4 separate regions of the Homo sapiens genome follow, and regions 1, 3 and 4 are each linked to region 2. A link is a contact called in ENCODE Hi-C or POLR2A ChIA-PET data. All regions are on one chromosome and are shown on one strand. The core of a region is the stretch at or near the end of the contact, and the rest is flanking DNA. Distances in the headings are between cores, read along the strand shown.

The links. Hi-C counts contacts between places; a loop is a spot of excess contacts on that map. ChIA-PET counts read pairs that join two places held with the same protein, here RNA polymerase II (POLR2A). Pooled maps may share reads with other maps.
Region 1: a loop to region 2 is called in a map with no recorded cell type, with 9 times the contacts of the local background. The contact joins the promoter of UBXN11 here to the enhancer-like site in region 2. A Hi-C loop is called at or near these places in 3 of 37 single-sample maps with no recorded cell type and 2 of 50 pooled maps. POLR2A ChIA-PET finds 5 or more read pairs at or near these places in 1 of 52 experiments (activated naive CD4-positive, alpha-beta T cell).
Region 3: a loop to region 2 is called in a map with no recorded cell type, with 5 times the contacts of the local background. The contact joins the promoter of CNR2 here to the enhancer-like site in region 2. A Hi-C loop is called at or near these places in 2 of 37 single-sample maps with no recorded cell type and 4 of 50 pooled maps. POLR2A ChIA-PET finds 5 or more read pairs at or near these places in 1 of 52 experiments (activated T-cell).
Region 4: a pooled map shows a loop between it and region 2 (7-fold over the local background). The contact joins the promoter of HMGN2 here to the enhancer-like site in region 2. A Hi-C loop is called at or near these places in 2 of 50 pooled maps.

The regions. Positions count from the first base shown.
Region 1 is chr1:26,304,573-26,307,955 of GRCh38, forward strand. UBXN11 (UBX domain protein 11) reads right to left here and starts at 2,064. Exons shown (of 15, transcript NM_001389556.1): 1 at 2,020-2,064. RefSeq lists enhancers at 1,855-1,904, 2,305-2,394.
Region 2 is chr1:25,030,115-25,033,740 of GRCh38, forward strand. No RefSeq gene overlaps it. Among named protein-coding and RNA genes, the nearest start is that of MIR4425, 8.4 kb to the left of the region's middle. RefSeq lists a silencer at 1,002-1,051 and enhancers at 1,808-2,017, 2,558-2,607, 3,608-3,626. Within about 2 kb of position 2,242, at least 10 of the 41 ENCODE cell types and tissues checked have a DNase peak (open chromatin) inside an H3K27ac peak, as active enhancers do.
Region 3 is chr1:23,912,038-23,915,370 of GRCh38, forward strand. CNR2 (cannabinoid receptor 2) reads right to left here and starts at 1,325. Exons shown (of 2, transcript NM_001841.3): 1 at 1,209-1,325. RefSeq lists enhancers at 194-363, 1,137-1,651.
Region 4 is chr1:26,470,537-26,474,241 of GRCh38, forward strand. It overlaps HMGN2 (high mobility group nucleosomal binding domain 2), which reads left to right and starts at 1,904. Exons shown (of 6, transcript NM_005517.4): 1 at 1,904-2,091; 2 at 2,947-2,991; 3 at 3,167-3,196; 4 at 3,549-3,599. The coding sequence starts at 2,077. It overlaps DHDDS (dehydrodolichyl diphosphate synthase subunit), which reads left to right. Exons shown (of 9, transcript NM_205861.3): 9 at 1-770. RefSeq lists enhancers at 511-1,219, 1,220-1,929 and silencers at 1,299-1,714, 1,599-1,868, 2,129-2,418, 2,459-2,628.

The DNA of each region.
Region 1 (3,383 bases), core at 814-3,313, 1.3 Mb after region 2:
CAAAACCCCATCTCTACTAAAAATACAAAAATTAGCCGGGCTTGGTGGCAGGCACCTGTAATCCCAGCTACTTGGGAGGCCGAGGCAGAAGAATTGCTTGAACCCAGGAGGCGGAGGTTGCAGTGAGCAGAGATTGCGCCATTGCACTCCAGCCTGGGTGACAGAGCAAGACTCCATCTCAAAAAAAAATTCATAATTCCTTGATATAGGTGACCTGGTCCCTGCTTATGTCTCCTGACCTCATCTCCCATCTTGCCGCCTCCCACACTTGAGCCACCTCAACTTCTAGCAATGCCTCAAATGCATGTGTATCCCCCCTGCCTCAACCTCAATCCCCCCACTCCCAGAACGGTCTCCCCACTCCTACCTGCACCCTTCCCTTGGCCAGCTAACTCTTTTTTTTCCCCTTCAGTTTGTTTTTCACTTATATTTTAGCTTTTTATTTGAAAATTATTATAGATTCACAGGAAATTAGGAAAATAGTACAGAAAGATCCTTTGTATCCTTCACCCAGCTCCCCTCAATACTTTTTTTGTTTTGTTTTTTGAGATGGAGTCTCGCTCTGTCGCCCAGGCTGGAGAGCAATGGCGCAATCTCGGCTCACTGCAACCTCCGCCTCCCAGGTTCAAGCAATTCTCCTGCCTCAGCCTCCCAAAGTGCTAGGATTACCGGCGTGAGCCACCCCACCTGGCCCATCTCTATAATTTTCTTACTTCAAAAAAGTTACACAAATGGAATTATACAGTATGCAACCTTTTTCATAAAACAGCTTTGAGATATAATTCACATATTTCACCTTCTTACAGTGTAATTTTCTTTTTAGTATATTCACAGAGCTGTACTACCATCACAATTTTAGAACATTTTCGTCAGCCTAAACAAACCCTGTACCCTTTGGCAGTCACCCCCAATTTACCCTCCAGCCCCCACCCCTTTTCCAAGGCAGCCTTAGGCAACCACAAATCTACTTTCTGTTCTATAGACTTGCCCACACTGCACATTTCATATAAATGGAATATATACTAAAATATACTAAAAATTGAAATTTACACTTTAAAGGAGTGAAGTATGTAATACGTGAATTATATCTCAATAAAGCTGTCATGGGAAAAAAAAACAAAACTCCTAAACCAAATCCAACATTTTCGTCAAACTCACTTCCTCCCACTTCCCCCTTCTTAATGGGACCCCATCACCCAACCACATTTTTTCTCTCCTTCCTTCCCTCTTACGCCATCTTGCCTCTTACATCAAACCCTGCAGGCTAAACTCTCTCACATATAGCTGCCCCTTTCCATGGCCACCGTCGGCCGTCCTAGTGGGACTCTCACTGCCCATTCTGGGGGCTGTCACATGGCTCCCAACTGACTTCCCTACTTCCAGTGTCACTCCAGTCCAGTCCGACACATTGTCTCCAGGTTAATCTTCTCCCAGATTACAAGGGCCCCTGAAGGCAAAGGCTGCATTTCCCTGTCCGTTTGGGGGGACTCCTGAGGGCAGGGGCATATCTCTTTCTCCTTCAGATTAGGGAGCCCTGAGGACAGTCGCCTAACTCCTTCACTTTGGGGCTTCCAAGGGCAGGACTGTGACTACCCCTCAGGCCAAAAGGTCCTTAAGGCAGAGTTGTCACCCACTTCAGACCTGGCTCTGAGAGCAAATCTCTGCACCATGCCTCTACATCTTTGGAACCAAACTCAGTGCTGTGCTTGACTCACAACATTCTTCTTCACACCTCCTCGGCCTCTCCGTCATCCCCAGAGCCCAGAGCTCTGGCGGGGACACGGTCCGGCCCGCTGCCAGGACTCCCTAATGCCCCCAGGACGCGCTCAGGGAGCGACGTCTATCACGATCTAACCCAGCCCTGGAGGCCGTGTCGCCTCCTTCCGCCTCCACGCGTAGTCATGGTAAGCAGGGTCTTGAACCTCTCCTGTGGGAGCCGCGGAGCTCGCAGGCCCTCGGGGCTCGGGCTCCAGCCTGCGTGGGGACTCCAGGGGCAGAAAGGTCTTAAGCCAGACTCACCACGCAGGGCCGCTAGCCGTCCCGCAGCGCCGCCATCTTGTTGTCACGCGGTTTCCTAGGCGACCAGGACCCGTGCACTTCTCATTGGCTAGTTTGAGGGAGGCCTGAGCAACCTGCAGACAGCGAAGGTGGATACAGTCGCCTGTGCTCGGATTCTATTGGCCCACAGAGTCGGTATTCTTCGCGGGCGAATCCCAGAATGCACCGCTCTGAGAGGGCTCCAGGTCCGGGGCGGGGTGGGGGGGGGGGGTGGTTCGTTCCTACCCTCAGGTGCGGGAGGAAGGAGCCTGGGATTAGGTTAATGAAACTGCTGGCAGCCTCACATTCAGGACCTGAATGTGTGATCCCGACAGTGCCGCTATTTTGCTAAATTGATCTTGGGAGGAATTATCCCTCTTAGCTTATTTCCCCATATGATCAGTATTGTAACACGAAGTACTGTAATACTTCACGGAGGCTGCTTTGAGGATGGATTGCAATGATGCAAGTACTTAATAAATGTTTCCTAAATCTGAGTTTCTGTGACAAATCCTTGACCAGATTGGCGCCCGGAAGGGCGGCCCAAATTCTAGTTCCCTTGTGTTAAGAGTTGGGTAAGACAATTTCCCCTCCCAGAGCCTCATCTGTAAAATTGTGTTGGATTAGACTCAGTCACCAAAACAGCTAAAGGCAGTTAAGACCACGAACTTTGGAATTAGGAGTCCTGGCTCCTTACTGTGTGTTCTTGGGCACTTTATACACCTTAGTTTTTATATCTGTAAAACAGTGATAATACCTACCCCCACTGGGTTGCCGTGAGGATTAAATAAGGTAATGCAAAGTACACGATTTTAAAGGGGAAAGCCGAAACAGAAACACCTGTAGAGAGCACTTTTTCAAAAACGTTTCCTGCTGTTAATCATCATCATCATCTCTTCACCCTTTCAGCTGTGATGGTCTGGGAGTTTATGATTTCTGATCTCAGGCACTCACTTCTTTGTGCCCAGGTTCAAAAGCCCTTTCTCTGCACAACCCAAGAGTGTTTTTCTGTTGCTTTTTTTTTTTTTTTTTTTTAATTTTCCGTTTGACTTTCTAGCCTACCACATTCAGGGAAGGGTAGGCTCTGCTCACTGCAACATCCGCCTCCCAGGCTCAAGCTATCCTCCCATCACAGCCACCAGTGTAGCTGGGACTACAGGTGTGCACAACAACGCCCAGCTAGTTTTTGTATTTTCTTGTAGAGACGGGGTCTTGCCATGTTGCCCAGCCTGGTCTCAAACTCCTGAGCTCAAGCCATCCGCCCATCTCTGCCTCCCAAAGTGGACAGCATTCTTTATATGCAAATTGGAAGCTAAAGAGAGCTACTACTACTGAGTGCCAAGTAC
Region 2 (3,626 bases), core at 992-3,491:
GAGCCTCAGTTTCCCCATCTGCAAAGTGGGTTTCTGGAAGGCTATCATGAGGACTAAATGAGGTCATGCATATGGAACAATCAGCCAGTCCTTAGCATGCAGTAAGTGCTCAAATAAGGGTAGCTCTTGGTCATTCTTCTTCTTCTTCTTTTATTTTTTTTTTTTTCCTGAGACAGAGTCTTGCTCTGTCACCCAGGCTGGAGTGCAATGGAATGATCTCAGCTCACTGCAGCCTCCGCCTCCTGGGTTCAAGTGATTCTCCTGCCTCAGCTTCCTGAGTAGCTGAGATTACAGGTGCATGCCACCACACCTGGCTAACTTTTTTGTATTTTTACTAGAGAGAGGGTTTTGCCATGTTGGCCAGGCTGATCTTGAACTCCTGGCCTCAAGTGATCCACCCGCCTCAGCCTCCCAAAGTGCTGGGATTACAGGCATGAGCCACTGCGTCTGGCTGTTTTTCTTCTCTTCCAGTCCCCATGGTCATTAGGTAAAGCCTGGCCTTGGCACTCAGGCTGGAAGTTGGCTAGAGGGGATTTGGAACTAACCCCCTTGGTGTAAGGTGAAGAGTCTGAAATTTAGGGAGGGGAGGAGGTAAGAACAGAGTCAGACTCCTCCCTCCGCCACACCTTGCTGCTTCCAGCCCTCACTGTTCCAGAGCAGAAAGTGTGGGGTTTAGATGCTCCCGGGGACCTGAGATCCATGTCAGTCCTCCCAGTGTGTGGTTCTAACACCTTCCTCAGTGTGGGCCTCTCCCTGTCCTCCCACCCCACCCAGCCCCACCCTGGCCAGTCTCAGGACCTGTGGAAACCAGGAGGACCAACCAAGTTCTCCTTCTCACTCTCTGTCTGAGTCAACCCCACCACACCATGGAGGTGACTCAGAGGAGACAAAGCCCCAAACCACACCCCATTCACGGTTTGGAGGGGAGCCTCACTCCAGGGCTGGGTTTCCCAGGGTCTGTTCTGCCCTGCCAGACACTCTCAGGCTCCCTAGGAAGAGGAGGATGGAGACTGGAGAGATGGAGGGATGGAAGGATGGAGGCTGGAGAGATGGAGACTGGAGGGATGGAGGATGAAGGGATGGAGGCTGGAGGGATGGAGGGATGGAGGCTGGAGGAATGGAGGCTGGAGAGATGGAAGGATGGAGGCTGGAGGGATGGAGACTAGAGGGATGGAGGCTGAAAAGATGGAGGGATGGGAGGGATGGACGCTGTAAGGATAGGGGCTGGAGGGTGGAGGCTGGAGGGATAGAAGGATGGCGGGATGGGAGGAATGGAGGCTGGAGGGATGAAAGGATGGAGGCTGGAAGGATAGAGGCTGGAGAGATGGAAAGATGGAGGCTGGAGCAATACAAGGATGGAGGCTGGAGGGATGGAGGCTGGAGGGATAAAGGAGGAAAACAAAGAGCGGGAGGGGTCTGGGCACTAGGCTAGGGCCTCAGCTGCTGGGCCTGTACCATGGCAGGGAATCCATGAATCCTGGAGGCATTTTTGGCTGGTTCCAAAGTCAGACAAAGTGTGAACCTCTCTCTGCTACAACCTTGGCCAGAAAGTCTGGTGCAGAGACGATGAGACACTGGGGACCCCCACTTGTTCACATTTGTTCCGTTGCTCACTTGTTCAAAAAACACGCGTGAAGCCCCTGCTTGGAGCCAGGCACTGGGCTGGGTTCAGGGTTTCCAGATGAATCAGGCCTGCTCCCCGGGGGACTCCCAGTCGTTCAGAAGAGAGACAGACATTGAAACAAATAATTAAAGACACGAATGAAAGCCTCTGAGATAAAAATACACAAGATCGGTGAACACAGAGAGAGTCACTGAGACAAGCTTAGGGTTGACCCTAAGCTTGAACCAGAGGGAAAACTCAGACCTCCACCGAGTAGGATGGGCAGTGGGAGGCTGGGGTGCAATGATCCTGAAGGATGCTGAGGGACCCACCACTGCTCCCGTGACCTCCACCTGACGTTCCTCAGGGAAGTGACACCCCCTCCAAAATATGCAACGAGAGAGGCCCTGGGGAGACGCAGGCTTGGGTTTCAGATGTGGGCGATTCTCACACGGGCTGCAGATTCTAGGCCTTGGTCTGCAGCCCGCTCACTCCACGCCGCTGAGACTCAGTTTTCTCATCTGCCAAGTGAGAGTTCTGGATTTGGAGATGATTATTACAGCTAATATTTGCTGAACATTTACTGTGTGCCAGGCATCGCGCCAGACACTTTGCATCGGTACCTCGTTCAGCCTTCACATCCGCCCAGTGAGGTAAGTGCTATTAATAGCAGAAGCCTCTTATCCAATGAGAGCAAAACCAGTGGTTGGTTAATAGAAAAAAAAATTAATGCAGGAAATCATATGATACATAAAGTAGGCATTTTATTGAACGTAACACGTGCGCGTGTACTTTTATGAGATGATCTTCTGATGCAGGGCCAAGGCTGTCTTTGAGACTGAGGCCCCCAGCTGGTGTCCTACCTTGTTTTTCTTGCATAAAACCAACCTGTGCAGCAGCGTTTATGGCTCTCATTAGGAGTCCTTTAAAGCGGAGTGGGACCTTAGAGATGCTTGTGAAGCCATCTGAGCACAGACTCCCTAGACTCCCTCTGGATTTTTAATAATCACCCCCTCCCTCCAGTTTTAGTCTACACCTAATTCAATGAAAGTTTGTGACGGATTTTAACTATTGTCTTCCCCAGTCTTTTATGGCTGTCTTGCCCACACCTCATTTGGCAGCACTTTTTTTTTTTCTTCCGTTGACAACTCGCCTATAACTGGGCCTTTGCAAAGTCCTTTCTTGGTTTTCTGTGACACGACTCTCTTTCCCATTCACATTCTGGTCTCCCTGGTTCGGCCACTACAGCCAGCAGCTGCAGGTCTGGGAAGAAGCCTCACTGAGTCAGAGGAGCCGCCTAGGTGGGAATAGCAGCGGCCGGCCTGCCTGGAACATTCAGGAAGCTGTGGCATCTACTAGCCTCTCTTTCAAAGGACAGGGAGAGTGTTTGTTAATCCAGAGTGGGTTGAAGGGAGGTCTTGTAAGGCACTTTCTATGGTTTGATTCCCATTCTACAGGTGAGGAAACTGAGGTACATGAAGTCACTTCCCCAAGGCCACCCTAGGCTCGTCTAGCTGGGATCTGAACCCAGGCCTGCCTGGCTCCACGTTCTTCATCCTCACACCCTGCTACCTCCTTGTTGCACCAGAGGGGGTCCCTGTGCAACCCAGGTCTGGCTTTCCTGCTGGAAGGACTTAAAGGATCTCTCTTGCATGTGGAATTTGAGGTGCATTTAAACATTGTCCACACTAAGCCTGGTACGGAAGATGGCCACCGATCTTGGGGCAAGGTCTTCTCCCTTGGTCCTGTGTCTCCACGCCCAGGCCTGGTATGCAGCAGGTGCTCATGAGTGTCAGGAGCTGGACAGGAACAGTCAGGATGCCTTTTGTGTTTCTGCCAGTGTCGCGAGCACCTGCTCTGGGGCATGCACCAGGCTGGGTTCCAGGATCTAACAGGAAGGAGAAGCTGGTCCCATCACTGGCCTCAGAGGTCAGTGTCTAGCAGGGTCATTCCATGTCCCCTCGTCCAAGCCTCCTCTGGTCAGACTTCCTCTGAGGGGACAGGGGGTTGTTAAATATGCAAA
Region 3 (3,333 bases), core at 75-2,574, 1.1 Mb before region 2:
ACAGCCATTCCCGAGCCCTGTGCTGCTGCCCGCCCTGTGCCCGCATCAGACAGTTGACTCGCAACAAGCCTGTGAGTGACCTTCTCAGGCCCATGTTTCTCAGAAGAGGAAGCTGAGCAGGAAAGAAATGGAGTGATTTGCATTAGGCCATCGAGCTACCAGTGGCAGAGCTGGGATTCAGACCTGGACGCTGACCCCAGGGCACACTGGAAAATACTGCTCTTCCCTCCGCTGAGTGGAACTTACACCAAAGCAGACCCCTGGCCTCCTGAGTCCAGTGTGCCCCTAACACTACCTTGTGGTCTCCCCATCTATAAAATGAGAGCGCAGGACTCACCTGGTCATCTCAAAGGCCTCTGCCAGCCCCTGTCATTTCCTGGCCCCCATCTACTGTTGCAGTCCACACCTCGTAAGGCAGGATAGCCTGGTGGCTGAAGGGTGGGCCGCGAAGCCGGAGTGCCTAGGCTCAAGCCAATGCTCTCATTCAATGCCCGCATGATTTCAGGTGGGTCACCTAGCCCCCACCTATCAAGTGGACAACAGTGATAGCTCCTACTGCATACGGCTGTTGTGAGGATTAAATAAATCCAACCACTAAAGGCTCTTAGGGCAGCGCCTGGCACACAGTAAGGCCATCTCTGTGTGTGTGATTCTTGTCTCTGTAATGAAATGAAAGCCAAAGTCCTGATTCTTGGTCCTAGGAGGGGGATGCCAGCCCTGAACTTTCCTGCGACTGGTCCTCCACAACCCCAGGTGTCCTGAAATGACATCTATCCCCTGCCCCAGACAGGCCCACCTGGCTTCTTGTGTCCCTGGAGGGAAGGGATAAGGTAAGAATACAGGTTTTGGCCAGGTGCAGTGGCTCATGCCTGTAATCCCAGCACTTTGGGAGGCCAAGGTGGGCAGATCACCTGAAGTCGGGAGTTCGAGACCAGCCTGGCCAACATGGTGAAACCCTGTCTCTACTAAAAATACAAAAATTAGCCAGACGCAGTAGTGCACACCTGTAATCCCAACTACACGGGAGGCTGAGGCAGGAGAATCGCTTGAACCTGTGAGGCTGCACTGAGCCGAGATTGTGCCACTGTACTTTAGCCTGGTCAACAGAGCAAAACTCCGTCTCAAAAACAAACAAACAAACAAAAAAGAATACAGGTGTTGGGGAATGAGGAAGAAGCCTAAAATAAACAACAAAAAAAGCTACTCACGGTTGTGTTGTGGGTGGCTGGGCACTGGGAGCTGCCGGGGGCTGAGGAGTCCCAGTTGTTTTCTGTCCTCTCCCAGGACCTGGCCGTGGGTGCCACTCAGAGCACCTGTTGAGTGCCACCCCAAGCCAGCTTTCTCTTGCTTTTGTACTTTCTCACAGATGAGTGAGTGTGAGGAGGTCTGGCCTTCCGTGCCTGTTACCACTTCCCCTCCAGGTCCCTGGTGCCACAATGCTCTTGCCCCTGCGGTTGAGTTATCTCTTACAACGAACTCTGGCCAGGGTGGGGCATGGGCCTAGACCCTGGAGTCAAGGGACTTGGGTTCTAATACAGCCTCGTTAAAATGTTGATTCACTTAACTTCCCCAAAGGCAAGTTTCTTTATCTGTAAAATGGGGATAATGCACCAACATTACAGTAGATCACCTAAAAGGACATGCCATTCCAATGCCTCTTCACCACTAGGCCAGAGCTTTGAAATGCAAATGCCTACAGGCAGATTAACATAATGGGTGATGGATCCTGGTGTGGGGCAATAGGGAGTGGTAGGGACTGTGGGTAATAGGGGGAACACAGGACCCAAGTGGAAAAGCTTGGCTGGAGCTGAGAGGTACCTGACCCTCTCTACTGGCCCAGCTGAGAGGTATCTGCCCCACACCCCAGACCCTGATCTGGGCCAGTAGAGAGGGGCAGGTACCTCTTAGTTCCAGCCAAGCTTTTCTGCTTGGGAGTATAGGCAAATTGTCAGATATTCCAAGCATTTGGAAGTTGTGCTGTATTTTTCAAGAGATACCAGAAATCTTGACTTATGTGATAGCTTCCTGTGTGTGTGTGTGTGTGTGTGTTTTGTTTTTTGTTTGTTTGTTTTTGTTTTGAGACCAAGTCTCGCTCTATTGCCCAGGCTGGAGTGCAATGGCGCAATCTCGGTTCACTGCAACCTCTGCCTCCTGGGTTCAAGCAACTCTCCTGCCTCAGCCTCCTGAGTAGCTGGGACTACAGGTGCACACAACCACCTCCAGCTAATTTGTAGTTTTAGTAGAGACAGGGTTTTGCCATGTTGACCATGCTGGTCTTGAACTCCTGACCTCAAGTGATCCACCCACCTTGGCCTCCTAAAGTGCTAGGATTACAGGGTGAGTCACCACGCCCAGCCACTTCCTGTTTATTTTATTTTACTTTATTTTATTTTATTTTAATTTTTTGAGGCAGGGTCTCGCTCTGTTGCCCAGGCTGGAGTACAGCGGCACGATCATAGTTCACTGCAGCCTCAAATTCCTGGGTTCCAGTGATCCTCCCATCTCAGCCTTCCAGGTAGCCGGCAGAACAGGCATGTGCCACCACACCTGGCTATTTTTTTTTTTTAATTTTTTTGTATAGATGGGGGTCTCACTATGTTGCCTAGCTTGGTTTTGAACTCCTGGGCTCAAGCAAATCCTCCCGCCTCAGTCTCCAAAAGTGTTGGGATTACAGGCATGAGCCACCATGCTCAGCCAGTTGCCAATTTTAGAATGTAAAGCCCAAAGTCACACCTTTAAAAAATGCTATGTGAGTCAAACTAAACATTATCTTCAGTTTATATTTATTAGGGAGTATGTCCCTAATGTCCAGTCCTGGGCTGGATGTACTCAGGTATGGTATCTGATATAGTTCCAAGTGTCCTCACACCCACTCTCAGATAAAATATTTAATGAGACGCCATTATATTCTAAGGATACAGAGATGATTATGGCAAAGTTTTTGCCCTTGTAAACTCATGGCCTATGATTATCTCATCAGATCCTCTCACTAACTGCTCCCCACACCCCAGACCCTGATCTGGGCCAATGAAGAAAGATTTTGCCCCTGAGGTAGAGTTGCAAGATTCTTCAAGTAAAAAATGTTACAGGCATGAGCCACCCCACCTGGCCCAATGAATTATATTCTTGAAGATGATGGAGAGTAGATTTTAAGTGTTCTCACCACAAAAATAAGTATGTGAGGTAATGCAACAATAGTTGAGACATTCAGGCACTAAAAATTACTTGTTGCTTATGTGCGATTAGAATGCTCAGCCTAGCGTGGTGGCTCACGCCTGTTATCCCAGCACTTTGGGAGGCAGAGGCAGATGGACTGCCTGAGATCAAGAGTTC
Region 4 (3,705 bases), core at 654-3,153, 1.4 Mb after region 2:
ACCCCTAACTTTCCTATACCCCACCCGCCTCTTCCCCTTTCTGTCCCGGGATACCTGGCGGCAAGAGACTTCTTGGCTATTGTCCATGCTCCCAGAATCAAGCATAAATGCCAGACACGGCGATTGAGAAGCCAATCAGTGAACCCTTTGGCAAAGCCCCCATCCACACCTGGCACTCCCCTCTACCAATCCCTGGCACAGGGTTCCTGGAGAGCAGGTGCTGTACATTTTACAGCTTTACAATGGGGCTGTTGACAGCCATAATTAGGGAGGCATGAATTATGCGGCTATAATGCAGAGCCCTACAATTAAGGCGGGAATGAGGGGCTGGAGGCAGCAAACGGAATCTGCCCTATGAGCGTGGCTGTTGAGTCCTGTCTCCTGGGTCTGACTTTCCGTAATATGATTGGGGTACAGTAGAGGTGATTAATGGGGCTGGCATCTCTCTTTGGCCTGAGGTTCTGTATTCTGGGAAAGGTACACAGGGTGGAGTAGGGAGAAGCTGCCCCAGGAGGCGATGTAGTGGTGGAAAGAAGAGGCAGAGAGGTCGTCGTCGTCGCCCAGCAGCAAGGGCTGCAAAATAGTAGAACTCGTGGTTGCTTTGGACAGGTGTGATTTGTGCAAGCCAGGTTCAACCCTTGCCTCAAGAAATCAGATGGGACCAATTTAGTGTCCTTCCACCTGTGAGCCAAGCCCCCATTTGAGGACATCTATCGTATTCTTGTGTGCTGGGTCTCAAATAGAATTTTTAAAGATTCTTAGATGTAAAACTTGTTTGCTAACTGCAACGGAAGAACACCTTCTTTTGCTGCTGCAATTGCCTACCCTCCCTCAGGTGCACTTGGCTAGCTCCAAGACCCTGGCTTTGGACTAGGGGGCACCGGAAGAGCCCTTTTGCCATCACACCACCTGTTCCTCTACTTGTTTCCTAATCCCCGGGCGCTTTCCTCCACCCTCCTTTCCTCGCGCAAGTGAAAGGCAGCCAGCTTGACAGTGTGGAAGGAGGGATTTCGCCAGCTGCGGCTGCAGTGCCCAGGCTTGGTGGCCGCGTCGGGTTGGGCAGCTGGGCAAAATGTCTCCGAGAGGGGTAGAGTGTAGGGGGAAGTGAGTGCTGGTAGACCTCGACGGCCGCTCTCCACCATACTGTGGCGGGGTCTGGAGGTTTGGGAATACAGGGACCTTAAGGGAGCCACCCGAGAGGAGTTGGGGGTGGGGGCTTCGATAGCATTTGGGGAGGCGGCTGCGCAACGGGTGCTGAAAGGACAGCTCCTACCTGACCCACGGCACCCAAAAGGCACCTCTGCATGGAAAGTCTCCCCCTGAAACCCCTAGCCCACCTCGAGTGGGACCGTCTTTCAGGTGAGGTGCACGAAAGGCTTCTCCGAAGTGGCAGCTCGGAAGGATGCACGTCCGGCTGCGCCAAGCTGGTTTCCCCGCCTTTTTCCCACTTTGGCGTCAGCCTGGGCTCTGGGAACTGCAGCCTGTGCCTCCAGCCGCGCGCTTCCTCCTGCTTCCAGAGGAGCAGGGCAGTGCAGCCAGGCCTCGCAAACCCCTCTTCTGGGGCCCCCAGCGGGAGCAGGAAGGAAAGCCGCTGAGATGCGCCGTGAGTGTCGCACGGCTTGGAGAAGTGGGTTGCTGGGTTGCATAAGGTGGAAGGAACTTGCTAGTTTGCAAAAGACAGCTCTTGGCGGGAGCCGGAACCCGGAGCCCGCCGACTCGCGCACCCCTCCTCATTTACTGCCTTCGACGCGCGCCACCCCGACTGCGCCCCCACCCCCTCGGCGCGCCGCCGTCTCCGCGCACTACCCCCCCCACACACCCCCCTCCTCACTCCCTCCAGAGGAGGTGAGTTTAAACCCCGCCCACGTGACCCCAGCTGGGCCAATGAACGGCGGCGGGAGGTGAAATCCGGTTCTAACCGGTCCGGGGCTCCCAGCGCTATAAAAACTTTATAAACCCCCCGGAGCCCGAGCAGTGTGAAGAAGAGGCGAGAACGACCCCCGGACCGACCAAAGCCCGCGCGCCGCTGCATCCCGCGTCCAGCACCTACGTCCCGCTGCCGTCGCCGCCGCCACCATGCCCAAGAGAAAGGTACGTGGCGCGAGGGCCCCAGGCGCCGGGCCACCACTGCCGCCACCGCCGCCGCCGCCTCCCTGGTGCAGGGAGCGAGAATCGGCGCCGAGCAGGAGCCAGCGCAGCCTCCCCGCGCGGGGGCTGGAGACGGTGTCGGGCAGCTCGGGGCTAACCCTGAGCGGCTCGGCTGCCCGCGGGCGCCAGAGGCCATATTGGAGGAGCGGCGGCCGCGGCGGGAGGAGCCATGTTGGCGGCTGTTTATCCCGCTCTCCTCGGGCTCGCCGCCCCCGCCCCGTGCCCCCTCCCCCATCGCGAGGGCCCCTTCCCTCCCCTCCCTGCGGGCGGGCAATTCAAACCCGAAAGGGCGGGAAGGCGGCGCTCGGGGTTGGCGGGCGGGGGAAAGCGCTGCCGCCAAAAAACCGCCGCCGTGAGGGGCGGGGCTTGTGCGGTATGGCCCCGCCCCCTCGCCCACGTTCCCCGCGCACGAGACGCGCGCTGTCGCCGCCCACGAGTTCCCCGGGCTGCGCGCGCCTCCCTCTCCCGCCCTCGACGGCTGCCATAGCAACGGCGCTGGGCTCCGCCTCCGGAGGGGGTTTGTTTGCGCCATCTGCAGCTGTTGCTCCTGCCTGTCGCGGTGGTGCGGGCTCCGCTGCCCTCCCCGGCTGCGCTCCGGTCCAGCCCTCGCTTCTCGGGGTCGGCGAGCCGGAGCTCCTGCGCGCGCTTCGTTCTTATACGAACGTCGGGCTCACTCATTTATGTCCTAGAAAAGTTGTGTGGACGACTGCTTTAATTTTCATTTTTAGCACTCTAAAGTTTGGGAAGTAATTAAGAACCACCTCAAAATCTGCAGTTTTTTGTTCTTGTTTCTTATAGGCTGAAGGGGATGCTAAGGGAGATAAAGCAAAGGTGAAGGACGAAGTAAGTCATTCTCTCTTCAAGGGTCAAAGCCTTGGACTAGCAGAGGCCACTGGACTCGGTGATTAACCGTAACCTGTGTCCTGAATTTACACTCCTATAATCTAGAGCAAATTGATACCAAACTTTCAAAGCGACTTACCTGTCCTATTTCTAACTTTCTCGTTGTCTTTAATAGCCACAGAGAAGATCCGCGAGGTTGTCTGCTGTAAGTGTATGCTTTTGAATTTTCGTGCTTGTCCCTGAAACTAAAAAACATCAAAAAACAATTCCCTTTGCTTCCATGAATTATGGTTAGTGCCTGGTTTTGAATCATTGCCTCTACTTGGGACTCTTGCCCCTTTGGGTTTTGCTGGTTCTGAAATTCTGATGCCTGTAGCCAAAGTGGGACATTTGAGTGGGCTTCTGGAAATCCAACATTCTAGAAGAAAGCCAACCACAAAAACTTTTGAGGAGGAGGAGAAACTTCTCTACCCTTGGTACTTTTGGTTGGTTGTGGGTGGTTTTCTTCAGTCCATTGTACTGATGTTCACTTTTTCCTCTCTTCCTGCCAAAAAAAGAAACCTGCTCCTCCAAAGCCAGAGCCCAAGCCTAAAAAGGCCCCTGCAAAGGTAAGTGCTAACATTGGAACTGATCATTTTCACAGAATGAGGACTGTCCTTAGTGCCTTAACTTAATTAGCATAATGGTGCCTCCATTAATGGAGGTTATAAACTG